Regions from separate parts of the Homo sapiens genome. Here region 1 is linked to region 2. A link is a contact called in ENCODE Hi-C or POLR2A ChIA-PET data. All regions are on one chromosome and are shown on one strand. Each heading gives the region's core, a stretch centred on a gene start or an enhancer-like site at or near the end of the contact. The rest is flanking DNA. Distances are from core to core; before and after follow the strand shown.

Region 1 (2,700 bases), core at 13-2,512, 130 kb after region 2:
TACAGGGAAGCCCAATAATGGTCCTTGTTGCCTGATTTTCAACCTGGGTGTGGCAAATCTCTGATAGAACCAGAAGCAGAAACAATCACAGGATTTAAAAACAGACTCAAGGTGGTTGATCCACATTTCCAATATGTTCTGTCATTTACTACTATTGCCTTGACAGAGACCTGAGGGCAGCCAGTTGTTCTTCTGTAGCTTTCTTCTGCTGTGTTCTCTGGTGGGTGTTTTAGTTTGTGGTTTTATTATGAGGAGATTATTGACCATTATACTTCAGTTTTGACATTGTTCAGGAAAGGCTGCGGTTGTATTTATATTGAAGTGGGGTATGTGTACGGGTTTGTGGGGTGAAGAATACAAGTGGGGAAAACAAAGAAGATGAAGAGAAAGATACAGAAATGGGGGTCTATTGGTTTGTTGGGACAGATTTCAGACTGGAAAATGCAGCCTGAGCGGCAAGGTAGGGTTTTATTTAAAATCCCTATACATACTTCTAGGTAGCTATATGAAACTGACACCAAAAATTCTGAGACTACCCTTTAAATTTCAAATCACGAAGCAAAGCTATGAGCTTTCTTTTCCTTATTTTCCTTTAAAATAATCATTTCAAGATTCTTCCTTTAAAGCACAACGTAATGTGGTACATAGGTGTGTGCTACAGAATATCACTACAGACAAAATGAAGGGCAAGAGACAGAATTATCTTTCTCCAGGGACTGTCAAATTCTCCAGTGAAACTGCTCGTAACAGGTAACAAAGGTGAGTGACATCTGGACTGGAGAACAACTAAAGATTATTTGCAGATAAAATAAAGACTATGATGGTGGCTAGGGGCAATGCAAAGGACAACCAGTGCAATTTCAGATGCTGACTGTCCCCACAAAGAGATGGAGAAAGAGGAATTGAGGAGTACCAGGAGAAGGCCAACAACTCAGAAACCAGCACACCATATATTTTTCAAGGATTTACATTTAAAAAAAAAAAAGTACACGACACCAGTCGTGAGGTTAGTCATGTATCAATGGCATATGCCCTGAACTCCTATGCAAATCATATTGCAAGAATGATTATGGCATAATTTATGAGCAGGCTTGTGTCATGCAGAACTTGTGGAAAATAAGAGGGTATGCTTTCATTTTCAGGTACACAAAGGGTTGTGTATCTGACTGCCACTGAATATAGTTGGTCTAATGAGACTCCCTGAGGCTGACATCTCCTTTGTTTCCCCGAAGGGCACATATCTCCTAGGCTTCTAGGTGAAAAAGTTTACAGAGAAACCCATATAACCACAGAATCCTTCCTCCCACGCCGTGTTCTCCTGAGTCTTTAAATTACAGCACTGGATTGTTAACTATCATGCATGTCACACAGCTGAGTCATTAAATGCTACAAGTAAATAGTCCACCTTTGGAATTAATGACTTACCTTTGGGCAATTCCAGTAATCCACATCATAATTTACATGCAGAGTCATTTACAGGAACTAATGCACAAGGAACATTGTAATGGAGACTCTTTCTTGCCCGTCACTCTCATATTCTTTCTGTGTGCTTCTGTGTTCAGTTACCCCTCAGCATTCTACACTAGAGGGGCTGCTGATGAGGATGATCAACATCGAAGCAGAAAGTCTTAAACTAATACAATGGCTGAGATGGGGTAGCTTTTTCTTGCTTCTTAATTCAGTTTGACTGAGATTAAAACTATTATTAATCTCCATTTCCCAACACACACGCGCAGGTAAGAAGGGAAATGTAGCTAAACAATTTAAAGTAACCAGATTATCTGCCCTCTGATTATCATTGGTACACTCTTCTTTCTAAGAACAACGAGGGGAAAAAAAAACCAACAACTAAGTTTTTAGCTGCACTTCTGGGAAGCATACATGAAGGCTGACTTATCCTATATGCACTAAAATAAAGCAGATGTATATTAACTGTTCAGTCCCAAATATCCTAAATATTCCTACCTATGAAATACTTAACTGCTTTTTCTTCAAACTGAGCTTCACTCTGATTTCTCACTGCAGTCTGACTAGCATCTTCCCAAGGTGGAAGTTTAAACAGTAGCTTCGGCTGTTTGAGAGAGATGTGAGTTATGAAAAAGAGTTGGAAAGCTCTATTATCTTAAAGTAATTGAAAATGTTATAAATAGTAATAGCTATAAAAACAGCACTAATTTGACTATAATAATTTCAAACAAATTTCTAAATTTCTGCATTTAGAGAAAATGATATGATGTAGTACTTTTAAAATGGTCCCCCAAATAATTCCTTACCCAAATTAAAGTCACAAATTTCAGGGACATTATTACTTTAAATCTAAAACATTTTACTTTTCAGGACTATAAATAAAGAGTAGTGATTTAGCTCAAAGCATCCTCAACTGTATTGCTTTCAAAATCATCCCTGGAAGTAAGTGATCTTAAATTCCAAAGTCTATGAAATGAAGGAATAAATTGGATGAGAGTTTGTTAATAGCCTCACCTGGGCAGTTTTCGCCGGTAATGACAGCTACTCACAACCTTACCTGTGGATAATGGAATGCTGATACAGTGTGGTTGTAGGAGTTCAGAAAAGTCTGATTACTCAAAATTATACTTTCTTTCCATTTACCAAATTATTTCAAATTCTACCAACAGAAATTTATTCTTTGAGGAAAAATTCAAAAAAATATTCTTATTAGACTCTCCCTATGCCAGTTAA
Region 2 (2,700 bases), core at 119-2,618:
GTATAATATTTTTTTAAAAAGGAAAATAAAAGAAATACTAACAAACATTCGTGATCCGTGTTGTATTTACATTGACTACTAGATATTCCATGGTATACGATTCTGCTCTGAAGGAAGTATCAAAAATTAAGGTAAAGCTAAGCATACTAAAGCATGCTTTTTCTCTTCTTTGGATATTTGTATAAACATTAACAAGAAATATAACCTATTTTGTGTATGCTTGTTCTGGAATAAAGGATCATTCTAATCAGGACTTTGGTCTAATGAAGCAACTCTTTGCTGCAAGAGCTGGCAAAACTGAAATGCAACATTACTTCCCAATGATACACAGGAAAATAATACACAGGGTAACACAGGCTTTCAAACTGTGCTAAAAAGGGTACAGAATGTAACCAGGTAGAGACTGGAGGAACATACCTCTGAACACTTGGTAATATGTTGAAAAGACAGTTGTTAAGACCACGATTTAAAAAAAAATTGTATGTATTAAGAAAAGCACAAGGGAGGAGGAAGTGGAGCAAGATTGCTGAATAGAATCCTCCAGTGATTGTCCCTTACTGCATGAACACCAAACTTAACAACTATCCACACAAGAAAGCACCCTCATATGAATAAAAAAAAATCAGGTGAGTAATTACAGTACCTGGTTTTAACATTATATCAGGAAAAAACGGCACTGAAGAGGGTCTTGTATTGCCTACACCACTCCTCCCATATCCGCTGGCATCACAGCATGACATGGAGAGAGAATCTGTGTGCTTGGGGGAGGGAGTGAAGAGACTGTGAGACTTTACATTGCAACTCAGTACTGCCCTGTCCCAGCGGAAAGCAACACAGGGCAGGATTCCACCAGTTCCCATGGAGAGAGCATTTAGACAAATCCTAGCTGGAGGGGAATTATCCATCCCAGAGGTCAGAACCTGAGTTCCCACTAGCCCCACCACCATGGGCTAAAGTGCTCTGGGGTTCTAAACAAACTGGAAAGACAATCTAGGCAAAAAGGACTGCAATTCCTGGGCAAGTCCTGGTGCTGTGCTGAGCTTAGAGCCGGTGAACTTGGGATGCAGGTGACCCAGTGACACACCAGCTGGGGCAGCCACAGGAGTGCTTGCATCACCCCTGCACCAACTCCAGGTAACTCAGCTTGCAGTTCCAGGAGGAGATGGAAGAGTAAAGACTTTGTCTTGCAACTTGGATACCAATTCAGCCACAATAAAATAAAAGCACCAAGTAGAGTCCTGAAGACCCCATGCTAAGCCATAGCTCCAGGATGACATTTCTAGACCAAGCCTGGGCCAGAAGAGAACCAACTGCCCTGAAGGGAAGGACTCAGTCCTGGCAGAGTTCATCACCTGCTGACTAAGAATTCACTACCTGCTGACTAAAAAGCCTTTGGGTCTTGAATAAACATCAGTGGTAGCCAGGCAACAGTCACCATGGGCCTTGGGCAAGACCTAAAACCTGGCTGGCTCTATGTATGACCCAGCATTTTTCCAGCTGTGGTGGCTGTAACCCCTTCTGCTTAGGGAAAAGAGAGGGAAGAATTAAAAAGACTTTGTCTTGCAGTTTGGGTACCAGCTCAGCCAAAGTAAAATAAAGCACCAAGCAGACACCCAAAGTTTCCAGTTCTAGGCCTTGGCTCCTGGAGGGCATTTCTAGACCCACCTTGGGCCAGAAGGGTATGTGTTATCCTTGTGGGAAAGACCCAGGTCGGGCAAGACTCACCACCTTCCGACTAAAGAACCCTTGTGCCTTGAATAAACATCAGTGATAACCAGGCGATACTCACCACAGACCTGGGGTGGTGGTGGCCATGGAGAAAGACTCCTGCTTGAGAGAAGTATAGGGAAAAGTAAAGAGGACTCTTGCAACATGGATACCAGTTCCACCCTAGCAAAATAAAGCACGAAGCAGATTTCTAAAGCCCCCAGTCACTGGCCATAGCTCCTGAATAGCATTTCCAAACTCACTTTGGGCCAGAAGGAAACCTGCTGCACTGAAGGAAAAGACGAACTTTTGGCTGAATTAATCACCTGTTGATTAAAGAGCCCTTGGGCCTTGAATAAACATCAGTGGTAGCCAGAAAATAGTCACCGCAGGCCTTGGGTGATACTCAGTACTGTGCTGGACTCAGGTGTGACCCAGCACAGTCCTGGTGTTGGTGGCCACAAGGGTGCTTGTTTCACAGCTCCCCCAGATGCAGGCAGCTCAGCATGGAGAGAAAGACTCCATTCACTTGTGAAAAAGTAAGGGAAGAGAATAAGAGATTCTGCCACATAATCTAGGGAATTCTCATGGATCTTACCTAAGACAACCAAGGCACTACCTCTATGAGTCTCCAAGAGTCACAGTGTTACTGGGCTTGGGGTGCCCCCTAATGCGCTTATGGCAATTCCCTTTGAATAGTTGGAAAGTCTTCTCAAGAAAGATGGGTACAAACAACCCCAGACTTTCAAGACTACAATAAACATCTAACTCTTCAGTGCCCAGACACCACTGAACATCCAAAAGCATCAAGACCATTTAGGAAAATATGACATCACCAAACATACTAAATAAGGCAACCCTGACCAATCCCAAAGTGACAGAGATATGTGACCTTTCAGAAAATTCAGAATGGCTGTTTTGAGGATGCTCAATGAAATCCAAGATAACACAGGGAAGGTATTGTCCTATCAGATAAACTTCACAAAGAGATTG

What was found. Hi-C counts contacts between places; a loop is a spot of excess contacts on that map. ChIA-PET counts read pairs that join two places held with the same protein, here RNA polymerase II (POLR2A). Pooled maps may share reads with other maps.
Region 1: a loop to region 2 is called in a map of PC-9, with 6 times the contacts of the local background. The contact joins two enhancer-like sites. A Hi-C loop is called at or near these places in 1 of 168 maps with a recorded cell type or tissue (PC-9) and 2 of 50 pooled maps. POLR2A ChIA-PET finds 5 or more read pairs at or near these places in 1 of 52 experiments (PC-9).

What each region holds. Positions count from the first base shown.
Region 1 is chr14:80,566,974-80,569,673 of GRCh38, forward strand. All of the region lies in intron 20 of CEP128 (centrosomal protein 128), which reads right to left. Among named protein-coding and RNA genes, the nearest start is that of DIO2, 360 kb to the left of the region's middle. Within about 2 kb of position 1,263, at least 3 of the 41 ENCODE cell types and tissues checked have a DNase peak (open chromatin) inside an H3K27ac peak, as active enhancers do; they include PC-9, where a contact is called at or near this core.
Region 2 is chr14:80,433,708-80,436,407 of GRCh38, forward strand. All of the region lies in intron 8 of DIO2-AS1 (DIO2 antisense RNA 1), which reads left to right. Among named protein-coding and RNA genes, the nearest start is that of DIO2, 220 kb to the left of the region's middle. Within about 2 kb of position 1,369, at least 3 of the 41 ENCODE cell types and tissues checked have a DNase peak (open chromatin) inside an H3K27ac peak, as active enhancers do; they include PC-9, where a contact is called at or near this core.